Regions from separate parts of the Homo sapiens genome. Here regions 1 and 2 are each linked to region 3. The links are chromatin loops, found by intact Hi-C in ENCODE. Cell type or tissue: IMR-90. All regions are shown on one strand. Region 1 has its middle 7.8 kb from the start of ERAP2. Region 2 overlaps CAST (calpastatin). Region 3 overlaps LOC101929710 (a long non-coding RNA gene).

Region 1 (8,000 bases), 250 kb after region 3:
CTTGAAAATGCAAGTTCAATAGTAATTTTCTTAGAATATTGGAAAGATTTGATAGGTTGAAAAGGGAACAATACTTTTTTTTTCAAAGTGACTTATATATGTGTAAGTTAAAACTATAAAAATATTATCAAAGGTCCAATTTATAAAAAGGTGTGTCTTCAGTAAAAATCTTATGGATACAGAAATGCAAATATGAGCTAATAATCTGAAAGACATGGAAATTGAGCAGAGAGCTAAAAACTTCAAAAACAAGCCCTGGACTAAAGCTAATGTTTTATTTTTGTCCTTTAACTTTTGTATGCATTCTTCCTAGAAATTTTTCTATGGATTTTTAGCCAATAATTAACTACAATTGAAGTGATGGGATATGGTCCCTGATAGTACACTGAGTTATTTTCCTTTGAACTTATGACCTGTTCCATCCTCCTTGTCTTCTAAATGAGTGAAATTTTTATCCATATCATGGGAAATGTCTCTGAATGTTTTTATAGACACAGAAAATTAGTCAAGACCTGCAACTTATAGAAAAAATGTGATTAAAGTACCCAACCAGAACAGAATTGGAAGGAGGTCCATTTCCTTCATTTCTAATGTCTTCACTGAAATAATATAACCTGTTGGCCTTTGCTCCTGTTCCAATTGTAAATATGTGTATAAAAGCCCTACTGCTTTCCAAAGTACGAACTAGTTCTAAGTAAATTAGGAAATGGGAGATTTGCTTAACATTAGCAAGCTACAGAAATGATGTCAAAATACCCAGGTAGAAATACTTGGTAGATAGTTAATTGTTCTCTACAAGTAATACATCTGAGGTTTTGTTTTCTAAATTGGTAATCAGCAGTGGAAAATAAATACAATTTCCAAATAACCCTCAAATGTTTTTAGTCTACCAAAAAATAAAGGTAACTATTCTATTTTTCATTTTTCTTACTTTAGGCTTTAATTATGCCATACCAGTACTGTATTCTAAAATTTCTTTAACTCTAACATTTAATTCTACTACCACCTACCACACCACATCTAATCTAGTTCCACAGCATACTCAATAAGGGTTTTGGAATGGATGAATGGCCTTCATTTACATATGGTCAAATAAGATAGGTCCACACAAGCGGTGCAATACTGTCTTCCAAACCATGTTGCTTTCATCAGGCCTTGTCAAGAACTTTTCTTTCTCAAAGACATTACACCCAGACTGACAAAAATTAGTTGTGTTTTTACTCTACGCATGTATGTTCTATACAAGATCGCTTTTTTCATACTCAATCTACCAAATATACATACTTACAGCAATTGTAACATCTATTTGTAACATTACTATTCTATGTATTTACAAAAGGAGCCATTTAAAAATGAAATATAGCTATTAGCTTAAACAAGTACAAAGCCTAGTAGTGTTATCTACATGCTTCATGCTTCCAGTGTTATGCCTTATTCTCTCATTATGCCAAGCCTGTACTTTCTCCTTTGGTAAAGTGATCACATTTTCTGGTTCTCTTCCCCTTCCTAAGTGTCAACATAATCTAAACTCTGCAATTAATGTGTGTACAAGCTGTTTATACTTAATGCATCCCATATTTTGGTCTGTGACTCTTGCCTTAAAGAGCCAACTTTTAGGCTAATCTCTACGTTCTTCAATATTCATATCAATTTTAGTAATAAAAACACATCTGTGTGGAAAACAAATAGACAAACATCAGTGTTTGTAACATATAGTAGTAATAGTGATAATTATAACCAACATTCATTAAGGATGTTTATTTAACATGTATGCCCAACCCGGTTGATACGCCATCCCAGCTCTGCCCCAGGGCCTGAGTTGTTTTTCTGGGTGCAGTTGCTTTAGTAATAGCCAATGTCATTCCCGCAGCTATAAAGCCATAGTTCCTGCCATTACAGCCACAAGAAACTTGGGAGACATCACAAGGCACCTTCTAGGAGAGACCTCGTACATGCACACTAGCCAGCCTGGAGGCTGGTCAGCCACCAGGAGGGACCTGCTGACACAAGCTGGAAGTGCTGAGGAGTTGATGTGCTATTGACAAACAGGAGAAGAAGAAGTCAGCAGATCATTTGTCCACCTTTTACTCTATAAATAAACCATTCTGAAGCCAGGAGTTCCATACTGCCTCTCTGGGGATGTCCCACAGGACCAAGCAACCAGCTACGTTTCCTTGATGAGTGACTGGGTCATCAGTACCTAGCTTTGTGCTTATTTCCCTCCTTCTCTGCCTGCCTCACTTCCCTTTTTCCCTGCTTTACCTTTCTGATATTTTTTTTTTTTTTTGTCAGAGTCTCACTCTGTTGCCCAGGCTGGAGTGCAGTGGTACAACCTTGGCTCACTGCAACCTCCACCTCCCAGGTTCAAGTGATTCTCCTGCCTCAGCCTCCCGAGTAGCTGAGATTATAGGCACCCGCCACCATGCCCAGCTAATTTTTGTATTTTTAATAGAGACGGGGTTTCATCATGTTGTCCAGGGTAGTCTCGAACTCCTGAGCTGAGGCAATCCCTCTGCCTCAGCCTCCCAAAGTGTTAGGGTTACAGGCATGAACCACCGTGCTGGGCTTCTCCCTGAGATTATACCCTGTGCTTTAGTTATGGCTGCATAACAAATTAACACAAAACTTAGTGGCTTAAAGCAACAATAATTATTTACTATTTGTCACAGTTTTTATAGGTCAAGAATTTAGACAGGGCATAGCTAGGATGACTCTTCTCTGCTTCAAAATGTTGGAGTCTTAGGTGGAATTCTTGAAGGGTGGCGTTGGGATGATTTGAAACTCATTCACTCACTTGTCTGGTATTGGATGCTGGCTGTCACCTGGAAGTACCTAGCTGGAAGTATCTGCCAGAATGCCAACAAGTCATCTCTACTTGTGGGCCTGGGATTCCTCATAGCCTCATGGCAGGTTCCAAGGACCAGCAGAGAGAGACAGAACCAAGGAGAAGTAGTAGTTCCAAGAAATATTTAACAACCAGCTCTCATGGTGGGGAAAAAAAAGGTACTGCTTTGTATAATTTGTTTATTTACCTGCTTTAATACTCTATGTGGGCTGGGTGCAGTGGTTCATGCCTGTAATCCCATCACTTTGGGAGGCTGAGGCAGGCGGATTACCTGAGGTCAGGAGTTCAAGACTAGCCTGGCTAACATGGTGAAACATTGTCTCTACTACAAATGCAAAAATGAGCCAGGTTTGGTGGCGAGTGCCTGTAATCCCAGCTACCTGGGAGTCTGAGGCAGGGAGAATTGCTTGAGCCCAGGAGACAGAGGTTGCAGTGAGCCGAGATCACACCACTGCACTCCAGCCTGGGTGACAGAGCAAGACTCCATCTCCAAAAAAAAGAAAAACAAACAAACAAACAAAAAAACTCTATTCTCAGGCTACCAACTTGAAGTCACTGACCCAACATTGGAAAGAAATGTATACAATCAGTTCTCTCTTAAAAGTCAGCCCAGCCCTCCATGTGCACAGAAGCCACCTCCCTTCTATGACCTGCTGCATATTATTGAAGGCAGTTACAAAAATCTACCCAGATTCAAGGGGAGGAAACAGAGACCTCACTAACAAGAGCAAATGAGACTGGTTATCGGTGTGGCCATCCTTGGAAATACAACCTACCACTCCTTCAGTAGAGCATTAATACCTAAACTTTGCCTTATGCTGTCTTTTGTGGGGAACTTTGACTAAGGCAACACAGATATATCTCTTTTCATTCTCACAACAGCCCTATGAAGTTTGTGCTATTTTCCCAACATTTGATAAATGAGGAACTTAAAACTTAGAGAAAAAGTGTCTTGCCCAAGTCCACTCAGCCATTCAGGAATTGAGCTGGGATATAAAGAGGGAATGTTTTATTTAAGATCCTGAACTCCTAACCCTAGGCTAGTGGTTCTCAAATTTTAGTGTGTATCAGAACCGTTTCAAAAGCTTGTTAAAATACAGATTTCTAGACGTCACCCCGAGTTTCCAATTAATTCCATTTGGGAAAGACTGAGAATTTGCATTTCTAACAAATGTTCAGTATGCTGCTGATGCTGTTGGAGGGGCAAGGCATACTCTGAGAATCACTGCCCTAGGCTCTACTAATGCATAGTTATTCAAGCATTCAAATTAGATTTAGTAATGGTATCATAAAAATTCTCACCCCCAGTCCTCAACTTCATATATCGAAATCCAAGCCTACCTATAAATCTGATTATCTTAAGTCTGGGTTGTATACTCGTAGAATGTTATTGCTTTTTGGATTGTGTGATTTGCCTCAAGATGTGTGTTTGCACAGTGTTAGCTCTACAACACAGGAGTCTCTGCAGTTACACTTGTTACCACTAGATGAAGCTCCTGCTGCTTTTGCTTTCTTCGCTCAAGAGAACTTGTTGGTTGGCTACTAGATGACACTGATTGTAATTTAAAATGCATAGCTAGGGTTACACAGAGTTGCTTTGCTCTGAAGATAGAGTGACCTGTCTTATTAGTCAATAAAATTCAGAAAGCTAGGTGGTAAACTGTACATCATGGCCTGAAGGCTGTAATCCATAACTTCTCTAGTTGATAACTGCTTATTTAAAAGTATGTACCCATCACCCTCTACCCTCCACTGACTAGTTTTATACCAAGTGTTGGCTTCAGAGAGGTACAAACAGAGGACACTCATGAAAAGAAGAAGACTCTATTTACTCCTGGATGAAAGTTGAGAATTAGCTTACTCAACATATTTCCAAAGTACAACCATGAGCCCACTCATATTTATTTAGTTTACAGATTTATTAGAAAATAACAGGTAGATTCAGGATTTTTATAGAAAAGGATGGTAGAAGGAGCAATCTGTCTGGAACAAAGGGCTTGGGGTTTTTTGCTGTATTCAAATATCAAAAAACATTGTCAAATGGCTCTGGAGAGTTAGGAAGACAGCTGAAGGAAACGAAGAGTGTTGAATTAGGGAAGCCTAAACATAAGTCTAGTGAAAACTCCTCAATAATCTGACCATGAAGACTGTGGAGCTATTGTAAGGTGATCAGACATCTATCCACATTGAAATGGTTCGGAGAAGAGGATGGGTGCCCAGGCAAAAGGCCCAGAAAAACCTTTTTGGAGGCTTAGGGAAATCTGCAAGTGGGACAGGGATGGGGGAGGGTGCTGCCTTTTGCTGTAATGGCACAGTATGTAATTGGACCAACCCTCCCACTGAAGACAATTGTAAACACAGACAAAATAGAAAAAGATCTTTAAAGCATAAAAGTCTAAAAAGATAGTGAAGAATTACTAAGCTAAGATTCTAGAAAAGTTGGAAACCCAAAGAGGTGAACGAGGGATTCCAGAAATTCCCCAGGGGCATTTGCAGATTTGGAAGAGGAAACCAAGAGGCAGACTAAGCTTTTGATAGTAGGACCAGGGGCTGCAAAATCTGAGAGCTGCTGAGAGTAATGAGAAAGGCAGTCTCTGACAGCCAGGAGCTGAATGGGCACTCACAGCCAGACCTCAGTGTTCTCCTGTTGAACACAAACAATTTCATGGAATATGAACATCAGACACAACCACTCTTGTGACTCTGATGGATCAAGACAAACACAAGCCAACTCCATAATCATGTCTGAACACAGGCAAACATGAACGTTGTCCAAACCACAAAAATGACCAAACATCTTCAGGTCCTGGCTAATATGAATGACTGCTGTTTCTTCACCAATTTCAGCCTTAGCCTTTGTCTAATCTCTTAATAAGATACGAAATCATAGAATCACCCCCACTTTCTTAGAACATTTAAACCAAAACGAAGCCCTGCCCCATGAAACTCTCATGCAAATCACCTATAACATCCCATAATGACCCCTTTCTGACACTCTCTTTCTGAGATGCCCCAGGGCTCCCCAGGGTGTTTTCCCTTGATGTAGTGAGTTAATAAACCCAGTTGGTTCAAAAATCACCACCAAGCTTTTTGCCTAGTTGGGTGGTGGATTTTTCTTTTATTACTATGCTATTGAGTTTTGTGCTGGAACACAGATAAGTTACTTGAGAAGTTTCATCCTTTTGGATCCTGCTTTTAAGATTTGTTAGGCAGGACCAGAGCAGAGACTTATCTGCTCCCCACTACTGAGGTAAGACACTTTAGCACACTCTACCCATTGGCCCATTCATCTTGAGGTTCTCCAGTTTGATGGGTAGGCACAAGCACTACTTCTGTCTCTGTGCAAGCACCAGGCTTTGTTCCCACTAATCCTTTTCAGTGGTTCAGTTTCTGGCAACGTTTATTTTCTGCTCATGTGCATATTGATCATTGATCAGCAGAATACTCCAGGAAAATCCTCAGCAGGTTTCCAAAGCCTGCCCTCCCACACACCGTTCGTCTCTTTCTGCAGCTCTCTCCTCTTTGGTATTCATCCTATGAACTCTGGTTTCCTTGCTCTCCCAGAATCTCATCTGCATCTCCTCAACTCAAAGAATCTGCTGGGCTCTGCCTTAGTTCTGTCTCCCTGCAAAGCAGCCTGGAACCTCTCTCAAGGCAGAAAGCTGGGAAAATCACAGAGCTTGCCTATTTGTTTCCTTCTCTCCAGGGATTGCTGTCTTGGGTTGCCTGATATTCATTGTCTTGTAAACTGTCTTTTGTTCATCTTTTTTTGGTTGTTTTAAGCAGGAGAATAAATCAGAGTCCCTACTCTATCTTGGCCAGAAGCAAAAGTTTTTTTAGATCTTTTAGTTAAATTTTTAAGTAGGGGAGAAGCCAAAACATTACTGATTTGGTTTAATCAGTTGGTTTTAATCGGTTGGTTGAAAGCATGCAAATTTACTTTCAAAATATTTAACAAGCTCAGAATCACCCTGGTTTATTTTGCCATCATTTTTCCTGTTTGAGAATGTGTCATCAGTTATTTAAATAATCTGTAATTGGAAAGAAAATAACAGAGGCACCAGCATTTTTCATTTGGCTACTAAATAAAAATTTTTAATGCTGTAAAATAGCAGTTGTTCAATGTCAAGTTTGTCTAATATTCTGTTCCACTTTAACAACATCAGATTTTTATGGCGGCATTTTTCTGTTTTTGTTTTCAGTAAGTGCTTTGTGGAAGGCATTGCAAAAGATAACCATTTTTGAAAAACCATCTTCCTGTCAGTTACTGATTTAAAATTCTGAGAATACATGTTTTCATTTTCTGTTACAACTGAATGAGTTTAAAAGAAGCTATAGATTGCATTTACTAGGTGAATTTCCCCTCCCTACCCCCATTTCTCATATTTTGCATAAGGCTCTGAGTCTTTATACTAACATAAACTTTCACTGATTTTCTTTAAATTAAAAATTTTAAGCCCATAATATAGACTCTGTCTCTATTTTGTCTGAAAAAGAACATAGGCATAACAATAATTCTTAGAAGTATTTTTAATAGATTTATAGAGATCCTTTTGAAAAATAAAATGGAAGTCAGAGAAAAGGAAGCTACTTTTTAAACTATAAGTTGGCTTCAGAGTTACAAGCATCTAGCACTGTCAGGGAGCCATTCGTCATTTTATTCATTCTGTATCTCCCCACTGCAGAGGTTGCAGTGAGCCGAGATCACATCACTGTACTGCAGCCTGGGTGACCGAATGAGACCCTGTCTCAAAAAAAAAAAAAAAAAGGAAGAAAGGCCAAGGCAGGTGGATCACTTGAGCTCAGGAGTTCGAAATCAACCTGGGAAACATGGTGAAAACCCATATCTACAAAAAATTAAAAAATTAGCCAAGTGTGGTAGTGCACACCTGTAGCCCCAGCTACTTGGATGGCTGAAACAAGAGAATCGCTTGAGCCCAGGAGGTTGAGGCTCCAATAAGCTGTAATTGTGCCACTGCATTACAGCCTGGGCAACAGAGCAAGACTCTGTCCCAAAAAACAAAAAATAAGAATAAAAGTAACTGATGCAGGTAAAGAAATTTAAAGTTTACAAAACATTTATGAATTGTCTTTCATATATTTTCCCTAATTGATTCTCGGATTGACAATAATCCTCTGTAGCAAAGTATCATTG
Region 2 (8,000 bases), 110 kb after region 3:
AAAAGTTCTCATTAAGACCAGGCATAGTGGCCCACACCTATAATCCCAGCATTTTGAGAGGTCAAGGTGGGAGGATCGCTTGAGCCCAGGAGTTTGGGACCAGCCTGGGCAACATAGCGAGATCCCGTGTCTACAAAAAATTAGCCAGGTGTGGTGGTTTACTCCTGTAGTCTCAGCTACTCGGGAGGCTGAGGCAGGAGGATGGCTTGAGCCCAGGAGATCAAGGCTGCAGCAAGCTGTGATTGCACCACTGCACTCCAGCCCAGGTGACAGAGCAAGACCCTGTCTCAAAAATAAATAAATAAATAAATAAATAAATAATCTCATTGAATTTAGAGATCATGAAAACCAAAGAAAAGAGATAGGAAAGAGAGCCAGAAATATAGGATTTCCTTTTTATTCTTTTGGTTCTTTTTCATCCTGTTGCCTGATTCTAATCCCCTGTGCCTCAGCTCAAGGACCAATGTTTATTTCAAGCGTGGCCTGTTACCTAGAACAAATGTCAGCAAACTCTTCACCCTTCTCTAAGCATTAATCATGAGAATTCTCGGCAGTCCTGTGAAACTGGAGGAAAGTAGGAGAGAGAAGAGGGGGAGAGACAAAAATAAGATGCACGTAATGAAGTGTCCCCAGTGGCTAACTAGGGACCACTTTTGGCCTCAAGTCTCTTTCCCTGGAACCTGGTTCCATATCAGCTGTGATATTGGACAATCTCTTTTTGCTTTGGTTTCCTTATCTGTACAGTTTGGAGGAAGGTGATAATAGTACCTGCCTCACAAGACTGTGTAAGGAAACATAATGTATATTGGACAATTCCTGTCCTAAGCAAGTGTCCAGATGGGATTGTCTGTTGGCCACTACTGGGGAGAGAGTGCAGTGCGATGACTAGAACACACAACCTCAGGTCCACCATGGATGTCTTTAGGGAGTTATTTAACTGCTCTAAACTCAATTTCTCATCTGTGAAATGGGTATAATAATACTTGTCTCATAGGATTATTATGAAGATAAAGTGGGTTGACACATGAGAGGTGATTAATACACATTAGTTATTATGGTCATCATTATTATATTCAGCACAATCACTACAAAAATAAATTCAGCAATTACTGATTTAAATATAGATTGCATTATAAGCTGCTTGTGTCTGTGAGCATACATTCTTAATTGTAGTGTAGGTTCTCCCATGCAAAATCTTGATTGCCAAATTGCAAGCTATTAATAGATTCAAAGCACTATACTACCAGCTGGCTTATTTTCCTTGTTAATCATTTAATAAATTATATTTGCATAAACTGAAAGGATAGTTCCATAAATAGAAACTCATTAATGAGAATGTAGTGTGAAAGGATCCAAAATTTAAAATTTCTTTAAAAACATTTCAATCATAAGCTTTGTTTCCTTCCCAAAATAGTGTGTTAGCCTAGCAAGGGGCCATTATTTGAAGAAAGTATGTGTCTTCATTACTGAAGTAGAAGACATGATAAATTAAGAGGATAATTGACTTTAGCCTCTTCAAATAAAAATAAATAAATAAAAACCACTAGTTTGTGCTGATACTACCAAGCAGATAAAAAGGAAAGAAACAGCAGGAAGCATCGGACCCTAGTTTGTAATCTCTGACTGAAAAGTTCATGAAATGTTTAATCAAGTTTTATTCATGATTGTATATCTTGCCTATATTGAGAATGCATGCATGTACTTACTTGTTTTTGCACAAGTAATGTTTAGTTGGATAAAACTGTAAAATATCATACTAAAGATGCTAAGTTACAACCAGTTCTGTAGAAGCATTTCTAGAACTTTAAATTCGATCTCTGCATACAGGACTGTGATGTGCCCAGTAAAAATCCATGCACTAAATATTTACAATTTTGGGGGGATTATGTTGACAGAATTTCATAAAACTTTCCGTTACATCTGTGACTATTTGATCATAACTAAACATTGGATACATAGGAAAAAATGATATTCATGTAGTCTTTACACAGGGAAAGGAAAGGAATGAGAAATTAATTTTATTAATGGAAACCTTCGCTGAAAAAAACCTTCACTGAAAAAATGTAAACACAAACTGAAATATCTGCTTAGGACCTTAGAATGTAAGTGCCTACAGCTTCTTGGAGTTATACACATATGCATCGAGTAGATGCAATAGATGAATAGAATTGATATAATCATTTTAACCCTTTTTGTACATGTTACTTATTTGACTGACAGATAAAATAAAATTATACCTGGGGCTGTGCTCTTATATTAGGCCATTCCAGTCAGCCAACAGATGGAAGGACCACATCTTCCTAACAAGAAAAAACACAAAAAACAGGTGATGTTGTTCATTGTACTAGGGCATCTCTGTTTACTAACGGTTACATCACCCGCTCAGCATGTGCTAATAACTGCAATTCACAGTCTTCTGTTAACACTGAGATCCCATCATGGACTTTCTGTAGGCTTAGCTGCCCATCAGCCACATTCTGGCACTAAAAGTAATTTTCACTGCTTTCTGTGCCCTCAATTCTGTCACCATCCCATTGTTTTACACTGTCAGCCAAAACCCGTGATGAATATTTCACTGATAAAAACACCGTGTTAGTGGCATGGAAACACAGTGCCCTTGGCTTTGTGATGAAGGTTTTTATTTTCTGTTGCCCATTTATGTGTTACCATGTAAATAGTAATAAATCTTTACATATCTTTGATATACCTAGCAAGGAGATATAAATTGCTCCCTGAATAGTAAAGCAGAATATTAACTAGTATACCTAATTGTTTATCTAAAGAGTTGCAATTTCAAGCAAAGTGTAACAAACTTAACTGATAATGTTTATAATTACATTAAAAATCATCTCTTTTGAGTTTCCTCAGTTGAAGAAAATCTGTGATAGTCTTTGTAAACTATGTCTATCTTTCTTTTCTTCCTTCCTTTTTTTCTTTCTTTTTTTCTGAACTTAGGCTGTAAAAACAGAACCTGAGAAGAAGTCACAGTCAACCAAGGTAAATAGTTTAAGTCTGTTAGTTAGTTATTTGGATTCTTTTTAATAATAATGAATAATCAACTTCCTGCCTTGGCACAGCTGTGAATGGTAAAGGGGGTTGCTGGCTAATTTAATTAATTTTTAGACCCTTTTGAATGGCTGTGTACATGTAGAATATATAAAATATAACATTAAGTCCGTATATTGTTAAAAAGAATATATAATATTTTATAAATGAAAACTATTTCAGAAGCATTTTGTTCAAATCTAGTTTTTTGTTATATGTATAGTGATTGCTTTAAAAAAGAAAAAAGCAAGAGGAACAGAAGAAAAAAGGCAAAGAGTAGTAATGAATATCCAATTCCAATTCCAATGAGACATCAAGAATAAGGTGTCTGCTGAACTCAGCACCTAGATGGCTTAGGGATGAGAATCTTTCCTAAGAGGCTGGCTGGGTTTATCGTGACAGTCTTACCTCAGTTGGTGGAGCTAGTTAACAGTTACACAGGAGGCTAGCTTCTGTTACTTTCCTGACCCATGACTGTCCAGAATGAATGCCATTCTGCCTCTGCATGGAGGTGAACCCCAGGTTGTGTACGGCAGCACAAATGTTTCTCTTCAATAAGGTGCTGCATTTTATTTTGTCAAGCACTTAAAGCAAGTACTAAGACAAGACCACAAGGTTTCCTGTGGAAAAGCACAGATATTTGAGCCCAGGTACTTCAGGCACAGGTGAGGGTGAAAGGTGAGGCTTGTCTGATTTTGTGGAAGGCCTCCTGGTGGCCCCTGGGGATGGTAGAACATAGGGTACTCCGAGTGAAGAATTCAGCAGCTAAGTGGAAGTTGTCTTCTATTCCACTTTAAATACTTTTATCTACTGAATCGCAAGAAAATTGGGTTTCTGGTGGTAAGATCTTCTCTACTAACAAAGAAACAAAACTCTGTAAATCCTATGAAAGGAGTTTTTTTTTTTTTTTGCTTTTGAGACGGAGTCTCGCTCTGTCGCCCAGGCTGGAGTGCAGTGGCGCCATCTTGGCTCACTGCAAGCTCCGCCTCCCGGGTTCACGCCATTCTCCTTCCTCCGCCTCCCGAGTAGCTGGGACTACAGGCACCCGCCACCAAGCCTGGCTCATTTTTTTGTATTTTTAGTAGAGACGGGGTTTCACTGTGTTAGCCAGGATGGTCTTGATCTCCTGACCTTGTGATACGCCCGCCTCGGCCTCCCAAAGTGCTGGGATTACAGGCGTGAGCCACCGCGCCTGGCCTAAAATATATTTTCTAGAGTGGGATTAGCTGTCAACAAACTCAGTAGTCACATGGCTCATGTGTTATCTGTGTACATTTGTGAAAAACAACCAGTAATTTAGAGACATACGTGTATTTGAAAATATTATTCAGATGAAATACTGAATTTTTCATTATTCTGATAATCACCATTCTCAGAGACTGCTGACAGGGTTACTATTGACCTGATACCACATGTCTACTTCTGTGATCCTAAAGAGTGGGCCTGAGTGGGCCTAAGCGGGCTTTTCCTGAAAAAGGCAGAATGTTTTAGTTGGAATTTTGTTCTTGTTCTTGTTTGAAAGTATTACAAGTTGGATTCCAGTGTAATCAAGTTTAATCTTTTGAAATTGACAGCTGTCTGTGGTTCATGAGAAAAAATCCCAAGAAGGAAAGCCAAAAGAACACACAGAGGTAAATGATTATCATCAGGACTTAATTATAAGGCAACCTCTTTTGGTGGGATATAATTAAAATCTTTCATTAATTCAAAACTAATCCCTACAATGGATAGTTGGATATTAGTTTTTTCAGCTAAAATGGTGCCATCCTGTGGCAATAGCAGTGTTTACAATTTATGTGATTCTTGCTGAATTTTGGGGGAAGGATTTGCACTATTTCAAATTTTGTACCTAAAGTGAAATTGTCACATGTACATCACACTAATTGAAATTTACATAATTTAGAACCACAGACAGCACAACTGTTATGAACAATTTTTATTCTATAGAGAAAAGTATCAGTATTATGTTTAAGACTACCATCTTGTTAACAATGTCTTTATATGTGTGTGGGCACCTGTGTGTGTACTTTCAGCCAAAAAGCCTACCCAAGCAGGCATCAGATACAGGAAGTAACGATGCTCACAATAAAAAAGCAGTTTCCAGATCAGCTGAACAGCAGCCATCAGAGAAATCAACAGAACCAAAGGTAAATGAAGCAGATTGATAGGAAAACCTTAACATCAACTGGATAATAAGATACGGTTCCCCTGTTCACACTGAGGTGTGTAGTTCAATCTATGGGGCTGTGCTGAATATATTTTGTATTATAGTGATTTGGTATTATTATTTTGTTGGTTTTTCAAATAGACTTGTAGGAACTTGGATGCATGGATGGCTTGAGAAGGGCATCAGATTGGTCTAGGGGATGCGCTGTCCGTCCTTCTCCTACTGCCCAGCAATAACCAGCTGTGACTGCAGGGCAGCAGGCTCTGCTGTCTCCCAGACAGGCAGCTTTGGATTGAGGCTGCCTCCTGGACCCCCCACACCTGGGCTGGGGAACATATGTGCCCTGAATTATCTGGTTCTTTAAATGGAAATCCTAAAGCATTTTTAGGGTCGTGTTGTAGAAGAGCTGAACTTACAGAGCCAAAAATTAGAAATTGCTTCCATACTTCTGTAGTTAATAGCAGCCACCTTTTAGAAGAATTAACATCTACAAGAAATACTTTTTCATTGAGAGCACTTGGAAGATAATAACGAGGTCTGCTTCACAGTATATTTTATATCAGAGATCACAGATTTGTGATCTACCACTTAAATGCCACATGTATATTTTGTTTGGCTTACAATGTTGTTAAAAAATTATTTTTAATTAATTGCCAGCAATCAAAGTCAGGGCATTTCACATAACATCCCAAATTGTAACTTCTCTTGAAAAATCAGACTATCTAGTAAGAGTGAGCTCACGTGGCAACAATTGACTAGAGCCATTACACCTGGTATGTGTGCTCCAGTTTACCACAATCCTTACCTAGCCTGATTGACCTACGCAAGTTACCTGCGTGAACGTTTTAGGCTCTTGAGTCCAGCTTTATGTGGTGCTTAGCACTGCACCATGTACAATAGAAGTGAGCAAACATTCCCTTATGGTGTCCGTGAGGGTGAACTGGCAGATGTTAGTGACATTTGAAACTCATGATCTTGATAATAGCCATGCAGAGATACTTAGCTCTGTCAACCTTTTATCCTCACTGTCTTAGACTAAACCACAAGACATGATTTCTGCTGGTGGAGAGAGTGTTGCTGGTATCACTGCAATATCTGGCAAGCCGGGTGACAAGGTGAGCACACACAAGCAGACGGAAACGTGGGCCTCTGTGCTTCTCAAGTTTCTTTTATGAGAAACGTATGCTCAAATAACCTATCATCTGGCAAAACTGAACACTGCTTATATGTAAAATTTTGTGAAGAGCATGCATTTAAGGGATAGAGAGTGAACAAGATACCAAAAATAATTTGTAAATTTATATATTCAATAACTGCTTACTGAGTACATGCCATATATAACGTACTGATATCAATACCAAGGACATTAAAATGTGAGTTGACTCAGACTCTCCCTTCCAAATGTATAGATATGAAATAAAGCAAATACAATTTCCAGGAGCATTTGAATCGGCTTTTTCAGCTTTCAATGCTGATGCCAGCTGTCTTGATACTAGTGTATCACAACTATGACATCAACATGAATGGATATGAGAAGTTTTCAAAGGAAATATTTCAAGTCCTCTCAGGATGAAGTAGATGTGTTGAGCTGGGTGATTGTGGGCATAACTTCCTTAGATTTTTTGAAGAGCTGCTTCCAATACTTGCCCAGGAATATAAGATGAGAAGTTATCTACCTTTTCTACCCATAGCAATATAGAATTTTTTTTTTTACCTTATCCTTTAAGGTTTTTTTTTTTTTTTTTGCATTTATTTATTTATTTATTTTCATTATACTTTAAGTTTTAGGGTACATGTGCACATTGTGCAGGTTAGTTACATATGTATACATGTGCCATGCTGGTGCGCTGCACCCACTAACTCGTCATCTAGCATTAGGTATATCTCCCAATGCTATCCCTCCCCCCTCTCCCCACCCCTCCACAGTCCCCCGAGTGTGATATTCCCCTTCCTGTGTCCATGTGATCTCATTGTTCAATTCCCACGTATGAGTGAGAATATGCGGTGTTTGGTTTTTCGTTCTTGCGATAGTTTACTGAGAATGATGATTTCCAATTTCATCCATGTCCCTACAAAGGACATGAACTCATCATTTTTTATGGCTGCATAGTATTCCATGGTGTATATGTGCCACATTTTCTTAATCCACTCTGTCATTGTTGGACATTTGGGTTGGTTCGAAGTCTTTGCTATTGTGAATAATGCCGCAGTAAACATACTTGTGCATGTGTCTTTATAGCAGCATGATTTATAGTCCTTTTGGTATATACCCAGTAATGGGATGGCTAGGTCAAATGGTATTTCTAGTTCTAGATCCCTGAGGAATCGCCACACTGACTTCCACAAGGGTTGAACTAGTTTACAGTCCCACCAACAGTGTAAAAGTGTTCCTATTTCTCCACATCCTCTCCAGCACCTGTTGTTTCCTGACTTTTGAATGATTGCCATTCTAACTGGTGTGAGATGGTATCTCATTGTGGTTTTGATTTGCATTTCTCTGATGGCCAGTGATGATGAGCATTTTTTCATGTGTCTTTTGGCTGCATAAATGTCTTCTTTTGAGAAGTGTCTGTTCATGTCCTTCGCCCACTTTTTGATGGGGTTGTTTGTTTTTTTCTTGTAAATTTGTTTGAGTTCATTGTAGATTCTGGATATTAGCCCTTTGTCAGATGAGTAGGTTGCGAAAATTTTCTCCCATTTTGTAGGTTGCCTGTTCACTCTGATGGTAGTTTCTTTTGCTGTGCAGAAGCTCTTTAGTTTAATTAGATCCCATTTGTCAATTTTGGCT
Region 3 (8,000 bases):
TAGAAAACTTCAGTAAAGTTTCAGGGAACAAAATCAATGTACAAAAATCTGTAGCTTTTATGCACTCCAGGACATTCAAGCTGAGAACCAAATTAAGAACATAATCCCATTTACAATAGCCACACACATACACACACACACGCACAGTTAGGAATGCGTCTAACCGTGGAGGGGAAAGATGTCTGCAAAGAGCATTACAAAACAGTGACGGAAGAAATCATAAATGACACAAACATGGGAAAACATTCCATGCTCTAAATGTCCATACTGCCCAAAGCAATTAACAGATTTAACACAATTCCTATCAAATTACCAACATTATTTTTTCATGGAATTAGAAAAAACAATCTTAAAATTCATATGGAACCAACAGAGTCATAATAACCAAGGTAATCCTAAACAAAAAGAACAAAGACTACAGTAACCAAAACAGCATGGTACTGGTGCAAAAATAGACACATAGACCCATGTAACAGAATGCAGAACCCAGAAACAGAGCCACTCATCTACAAACAACTGATCTTTAACAAAAGGTGACAAAAATAAACAATGGATAAAGGACACCCTGTTCGACAAATGGTGCTGGGAAAACTGGTTAGCCATGTGCAGAAGAATAAAACTGGACCCCTACCTCTCACCATATACAAAAATTAACTCAAGATGGATTAAAGGCTTAAATGTAAGACCTCAAACTATTAAAATACTACAAGAAAGCCTACAAAAAATGTCTTCTGGATATGGGCCTAGGGAAAGAATTTATGCTTTTAAGACCTCAAAAGCAAATGTAATAAAATTAAAAATTGAAACCTAATTAAACCAAATACTTTCTGCACAGCAAAAGAAGCTATCAACAGAGTAAGGAGACAGCCTACAAAATGGGAGAAGATATTTACAAACTATACATCTGACAAAGGACTAATATTCAGAATCTATACTTAACTTAAATCAACAAGAAAAAACCCATTAAAAATTGGGCATAGGATATGAACAGACACTTCTCAAAAAAAGACATACAAGCAGCCAACAAGCATATGGAAAAATGCTCGACAACACTAATAATCAGGGAAATGCAAGTCAAAAACCGCATGAGACACCATCTCACACCAATCACATAGCTATTATTAAAACGTCAAAAAATAACAGATGTTGGTGAGGATGCAGAGAAAAGGGAACACCTATACACTGTCGATGGAAATGTAAATTTGTTCAGCCACTGTGGAGAGCAGTTTGGAGTTTCCTTGAAGAACTAAAAATAGCACTACAATTTGACCCAGGAATCCCATTACCATGTGTCTATCCGAAGGAAAAGAAATAGTTCTACTAAAGCTATTCCTGTACTTGTATGTTCATGGCAGCACTATTCACAATAGCAAAGTCATGGTGCCCACTAATGGTGGCTTAGATGAAGAATATGAGATACTTAGACACTATGGAATACCATTCAGCCTTAAAAAGGAATGAAATCATGTCCTTTGCAGCAACATGGATGCAGCAGGAGGACATTATCCTAAATGAATTAACACAGAAACAGAAAGTCAAATACCACATATTCTCATTATAAGTGAGAGCTAAACATTGCATGCATGTGGGCATAAGATGGGAACAATAACACTAAGGACTCCAAAACAGGGAGGGAGGAAAGAGAGCAAGAGTTGAAAAACTACTTACTGGGTACTATGTTCACTCTCTGGGTGTTGGGTTCAATAGAAGCCCAAACCTCAGCATTTCACAATATATCCACGTAACAAACCTGCATACATACCCGCTGAATCTAAAATTTGAAGAAAATAAAACAAAAACAGAGAAATCTGCACTTGTACCGGTTTAAAGAAATAAATACGTTTTAATCTAATCAAATATATCAAATCTTTTACTTTATAATTTTGGTTTACTGGATTTTGTTAATATGCTCTTTCTTACACTGAGATTATGCAAAAATTCTTCTGCATTTTCCTCAAACTTATTTTAGTTTTGCTTTAGATGTTTAGATCTCTTATCAACGGGGTAACAATTTATCTTTGTGTATGATATAAACAAGAAGTCTAAATAAATATACACACATATATACATACATACACACATATATACATGTGTAAATACACAGTACATGTAATTTTTCTCTGTGGGTAACCAATTAATGTTTATCAGTTAGCCCATGCATGTTCTATTGATTTGTAATGCCACTGCTTCATGTATCCAATTTCCAAATATGTATGAGTCTCTTTCTGAACTCTCTATTCTGTTCCACTGGCAAGTCATCCATCACTGTGCCAATAGCACACTGCCTGAACTACTATAGTTTTATAATAAGTCTTGATATCTGGTAGAGTGACCCTCTCCATCTTCTTCTCTTTCAGAATTTTCTATTCCTAGCTGTTTTCTTCCATTCAAATTTTGAAATAAGCTTGTCAAGTTCAGCAATAAAAATCCAGTTGAGGTTATAATTTGAATTGCATTAGAATAGATGGATTTGAAGATGAATGACAGTTTTCTTCTTATCCTTGAACATGGTTTCATCTCTCCTTTCATTTAAGTATTCTCGAAGGTCTTTCAATGAAATTTCATACTTTTTTCATATTTGCACATCCTTTGTTAGATTTAATACTAGGTACTTCAGATTTTGTAATACTACTATTTGTGCTATCTGTATTTTCTGTTTAAGTCTTCACAACCCTATGAGTTAGATATTTTCACGTTCATTTTCTAGCTAAGGAAACTAAGGTCCAGAAAGATTAAGTAACTCACCATGTTATCAGTAGTCAGTGATGGGGACGGGATGCAAAACAAGTTCTATCTGACCCCAAATTCTGTGTTCTTAACCTCCAATCCATACTCTGTCTTCTGATGATTGTCTTTAAAGCATTTTTAAATGAAACAACTTAAGGGTATTCAAAGGCACAAAACAACAACAACAATAGTAACTACCTATCTCCCTGGAGAAAACGTTAAGTACCTCAAACTTTATTCTCTATACAAATAACCTGGGACTTCTATTACAATGTACATCTTAATCCTGTAGGTCTGGGGTGGAGCCTGCAAATATTTAGGTATTCCCAAATGTCTTTCAATGAAATTTTATACTTTTTAAAATAATTGCACATCTTTTGTTAGATTTAATACTGGGTGCCTTATACTGTTTTTTAAATTGTTGTTCATTTATCTGCATTGTGAGGCTGGGTATCCTCACAGCCCTATGAGTTAGATGTTTTATGTCTATTTTGTAATGAAGGAATCTAAGGTATAAAGTAACTAACAATATATCATCAGCAGTAAGTGACCAGGTAATACAAATGCTGCCGGTCCAAGGAACCCCTTCCAGAACCACCACTAACTCTACAGCATTTTCTGGTGAGGAACCCTTTAATTAACATGATTAAAGGTGAGAACTCCACCAGATGGCAGCAGAAGCTCATCATTTTGTCTCAAATGATTCCATTTCCCTCTGGATGGAGTGTTAGCTGTTGGCAAATGCCTGACTCGTTAGGTTATTGCGGTGAAGTGAATCAGAATCAGGGCCTTTCACTCCTGATGCTGTGTGCAATCTTACCTACTACAGCGCCTCAGTGTTGACAAGGGATTTTCAGCAAAAGCATCCAGCCGGGACATGCCCACGAGCTTCTCCCAAAAACCTTATGGCAGGAGGCTTATAAATGAGAATGAAAACTGTTTTCCATGGGTTGCTTTTTCATCACAGTGAGTTCAATTTAGGTACTTAACCAAGAAAAGGAAACATGATTTGAAATGTTTGGCAGGGGATTAGAAGAGGAAATGATTCATTCACTGTGGGGAACGGGAAGCTATTCAGGCAGATAAACCTGAAACAGAGTCCAAAGATTCAGAGGAAATCCAAGAATAATGCCAGGGACCCACCTCCATCCAAAGCCTAGGCCCAGCCTCTCCCCAGGGGTGCCAGATTACCCCTCTTCCTCAGTGCTTTTTTTCTTTTTAAAAACTGAATATATATATATAGTTGAATTATGAAAAGGATCCATCATCTTGTACTGCTCCCACCCTAAGCTTGGTAAAATGAGGCACCTGTCACTAAGAAGGCTAATGAGTTCATTATATTCTCTTGCCTTTTAGTTACTTAAAAGCAATAATTTGGGCACTGGGGAGGCCCTCAGCGCTGCCTTGAGTGAGCTGTGAGTAGGCTTTAGCCTAGTATAGGCAGCCCCCAAATTTCAATAGTTCAACTTAAGATTTTTGAACTTTACGATGGTGCAGAAATCATATGCATTCAGTAGAAGCTGTACTTGGAGTACCCATACAGCAATTCAATTCTGTTTTTCAATTTCAGTACAATATTCAATACATTACATGAGATATTCAGCACTTTATTATAAAACAGGCTTTGTGTTAGATGATTTGCCCAACCACAGGCTATTGTAATTGTTGGAGCATATTTAAGGTAAGCTAGGCTAAACTATGATGTTCAGCAGCTTTGGTGTATTAAGTGCATTTTTGACTTACAATATTTTCTATTTCCAGTAAGTTTATCCCATCGTAAGCCAAAGAGCAGCTGTACAGGATGGCATTTGGCAGTCCCTAGGCAGGTCTCACTTCCTCCTCTCCCCTTACTCTGCCATAACCATCTCTCCCATTGACTCAGTCAGCACTGTCTGTGCTGCTGCACAGGGCTGTCTCCCAGAGTGTGTTCACATAGTCCAGTCTATCAGATTGCTTTGCTAATGTGCCAATGGCAACAGGGAGAATGAAACAGACAAGGATTCTGTGGGCTGTCCTTGGCTGAGACGCACATTGAGGGAGAATTCAACCTGCTCCACCACGCCAGGCCCCAGGGAAGGAGGCCAGGGAGCCTAAGAGGGGTCAGGTGGAGGTGTATGGTAGTGAGTAGGGAATCAGGAGATTATCAGCCGTCCTATTATTTAATGGTTCTTGCTTCAAGCATTTGCTGGGAAAGAGGGGTCCCGAGAACAGGTCCATGCCACTGAGACTCAGTGACTTATACTAGGGCAAGTGTAAATGTTCTGGTATTAGGGTTCTCTTGACAACCAGAACTAATAGGGTAAATATATATTAGAGTTTATTAAGGAGTATTAACTCACATGGTCACAAGGTCCTACAATCGGCCATCTGCAAGCTGAGGAGCAAGGAAGCCAGTCTGAGTCCCAAAACTGAAGAACTGGGAGTCCAATGTTCAAGGGCAGGAAGGATCCAGCACAGGAGAAAGATGTAGGCTAGGAGGCTAGGCCAGTCTAGTCTTTTCACGTTTTTCTGCCTGTTTTATATTCTGGCCATGCCGGCAGCTGATTAGATGGTGTTCGTGTTCACCCAGATTAAGGGTGGGTCTGTCTTTCCGAGCCCACTGACTCAAACGTTAATCTTCTTTGGCAACACCCTCACAGATACACCCAGGATCGATACTTTGCATCCTTCAATCCAATCAAGTTGACACTCAGTATTAACCATCACAGTTTACATCTCAGGCTCCAAGTGTTAAATCTTCATCCATAGCTCTAGAAGATGTTCATCTAAGCATGGAAGTGATGCTCTGTAGGGCAGTGTCCTAAGGGAGCCCCTCCCTTAACCCTTCTCCAGCCTGTGAGGTCCTACTGAAGAGTCAGAGACAGAAAGCAACCAAGTAGGTTCCTCCTGACAAGAAGCTTCTAGAAGTCAGGAATTCCAGCCTCATGTATGGCCACCATCCACTTTAGTGCCTGGGACATTGATGTGGCACAGACTGTATTGCTAATTAACTTGCATGTATCATCACACTCCATCCTCACCAAGATTCTCTGAGGTAGGCACTGGTACCATCTTCACTTTACAGGGAAGAGAACAGCAGCTTAGCAGGTCAGGGTACTTCTCCAAAATCATGTGGCTACAGGATGTGGAGTTGGGGTATGAACTTAAAACTGAGGTCCAGGGTCCAATGTGTGGCCTCTTAGACACCAAGCGCTCGCTCGCTCTCTCTCTCTCTCTATATATATACACACACACACACACACACACACACACACACACACACACACATATACATATACATATACACCAGAAATAAGACACCAAGCATCTTGACCACTGGCCAAGATTATCAAAAAAATTTTTGGTAGTGGGTTTTGGACCCCAGGACTCTTTTCTCTGAGTCCGAAGCCTCTGGTTCTCTCATGGCAGGGCAGGGCATGGTGCCCTGGAGCTTTCAGCCGCACTTCCCTGTTGCTGCCTTGACCACACCTTTCTTATGGCTCTGTCTTAATCCGTTGACACATCAAGGCCATTGCTTGAATCATAGGCTAACACACTGGGACAGGTTGCTACTGTGAATCACTTTATAAAATAAAGACACCTTTTATTTAAAAATTCCCAAGTTGATTTTTTGTTAATTCTCCACCAGTGATTTTCAACTATCTCTAAATCACTGACTGCTCTGAGAATGTAGTAAAAGCTACAGACTCTTGCCCTATAAAAGAGCACACACACACACAACAGGGCACACAACTTTAGGTAGGGTTCATTTATCCCCCCAAGTCCTATCTAGAAACCTCAGGCTAGGAACCCCCAACAAAAATGGCGATTATTTGGGTATATTCAAATTGGAAAACACCTACAAAATGCCATTGTCATCATTTACTAAAGGACAAGCTAAAAAAAGAAAGGGACAGAGCTTGGACATTATTCACCTGAAGTTTGTATATTTTAATCTTTATGCAGGCATCAATAATATTGCTTTTAAAACTCTTAGGAGGCCGGGCACGGTGGCTCATGCCTGTAATCCCGGCACTTTGGGAGGCCAAGGCGGGCGAATCACAAGGTCAGGAGATCGAGACCATCCTGGCTAACACAGTGAAACCCCGTCTCTACTAAAAATACAAAAAAAAATTAGCCAGGCATGGTGGTGGGTGCCAGTAGTCCCAGCTACTCGAGAGGCTGAGGCAGGATAATGGCGTGAACCCGGGAGGCGGAGCTTGCATTGAGCCAAGATCACACCACTGCACTCCAGCCTGGGCAACAGAGCAAAATTCCATCTAAAAAAAAAAAAAAAAAAAAAAAAAAAAAAAAAAAAAAACACTCTTAGGAGAAAGGATTTTACTAGGAAGATGTAGAGGTTATTCTAATTTTTTAAGCAGTTCTATCTGGTGTCTTAAGGAGGGAGGAGGATTTGGAGATTACTTCAGCTGGAAGGAATAGCATTTGCCTAGCTGGACAGGAACCAGGGGTCTGTCCCACATAGGACAAGGCTCTGCTCTCCACACAGGACAAGGATCTTCTAGGGGTGTTAACTGAGGGGGGCCAGTGGCAGGAGCTTGGCTTAGAATGGGAAAACAGATCAGAGACTTTAGCTCCATCCACGCAGTCCTACAGGGCTAACTCCAGGGCCCACTTGCAGAGAGGAGAACAGATTTTCAGGCAGAAGGTAAATGTTGAGCATCTTAGGATATTCTTGAGAGTCCTTTGCCCTCCTGGGAGATCTATCTGAGCTCTGTGCTTCTTGGCTTAAAGATAATGTAACAGAGCTTTGCAGTCAGGCTAGGGTGAAAAGCCATCCTGGTTTGCCTGGTATTCTCCTGGTCTTAGTGAGATGTGACAACGTGCTAGCAGCCCTTGCTTGCTCTCAGCACCTCCTCGGCCTCGGTGTCCACTCTGGCCATGCTTGAGGAGCCCTTCAGCCTGCCACTGCACTGTGGGAGCCCCTCTCTGGGCTGGCTGAGGCTGGAGCCAGCACCCTCAGCTTGCAGGGAGGTGTGGAGGGAGACGCACGGGTGGGAACCGGGGCTGCGCATGGCGCTCGCGAGCTAGCGCAAGTTCCAGGTGGTTGCGGGCTTGGCAGGCCTCGCATTCGGGGCAGCGGGCTGGCCCCAGGCAGTGAGGGGCTTAGCACCTGGGCCAGCAGCTGTGGAGGGTGCGCTGGGTCCCCCAGCAGTGCCGGCTCACTGACGCCACCCTCAAATAGCTCGCATTCTTGCCGGGCCTCAGCTGCCTCCCTGCAGGGCAGGGCTCGGGACCTGCAGTCCACCATGCCCGAGCCTCCCCCACCCCGT

Evidence for each region. Hi-C counts contacts between places; a loop is a spot of excess contacts. Peaks named below come from ENCODE experiments on the same cell type or tissue, not always from the same donor. Only the 100,000 strongest peaks of a DNase experiment are listed, where the experiment ranks them.
Region 1: it touches region 3 in a loop (3-fold over the local background); 11 of 110 quality-filtered maps call a loop at or near these places.
Region 2: it touches region 3 in a loop (9-fold over the local background); 49 of 110 quality-filtered maps call a loop at or near these places.

The regions. Positions count from the first base shown.
Region 1 is chr5:96,864,740-96,872,739 of GRCh38, forward strand. It overlaps a transcript of ERAP1 not described here. Among named protein-coding and RNA genes, the nearest start is that of ERAP2, 7.8 kb to the right of the region's middle. In IMR-90, a CTCF peak has its summit at 4,332 (motif pointing right); a DNase peak (open chromatin) is centred at 4,352.
Region 2 is chr5:96,724,534-96,732,533 of GRCh38, forward strand. CAST (calpastatin) reads left to right here. Exons shown (of 32, transcript NM_001750.7): 5 at 2,261-2,326; 6 at 2,956-2,997; 7 at 4,620-4,676; 8 at 5,079-5,192; 9 at 6,247-6,327. Among named protein-coding and RNA genes, the nearest start is that of CAST, 66 kb to the left of the region's middle. In IMR-90, a CTCF peak has its summit at 4,825 (motif pointing left); no DNase peak of the experiment used is centred here.
Region 3 is chr5:96,610,803-96,618,802 of GRCh38, forward strand. The region is part of intron 4 of LOC101929710 (a long non-coding RNA gene); the gene reads left to right. It also overlaps a transcript of CAST not described here. Among named protein-coding and RNA genes, the nearest start is that of CAST, 48 kb to the right of the region's middle. In IMR-90, a CTCF peak has its summit at 3,394 (motif pointing right); a DNase peak (open chromatin) is centred at 3,479; H3K4me3 peaks cover 355 bases; H3K27ac peaks cover 205 bases.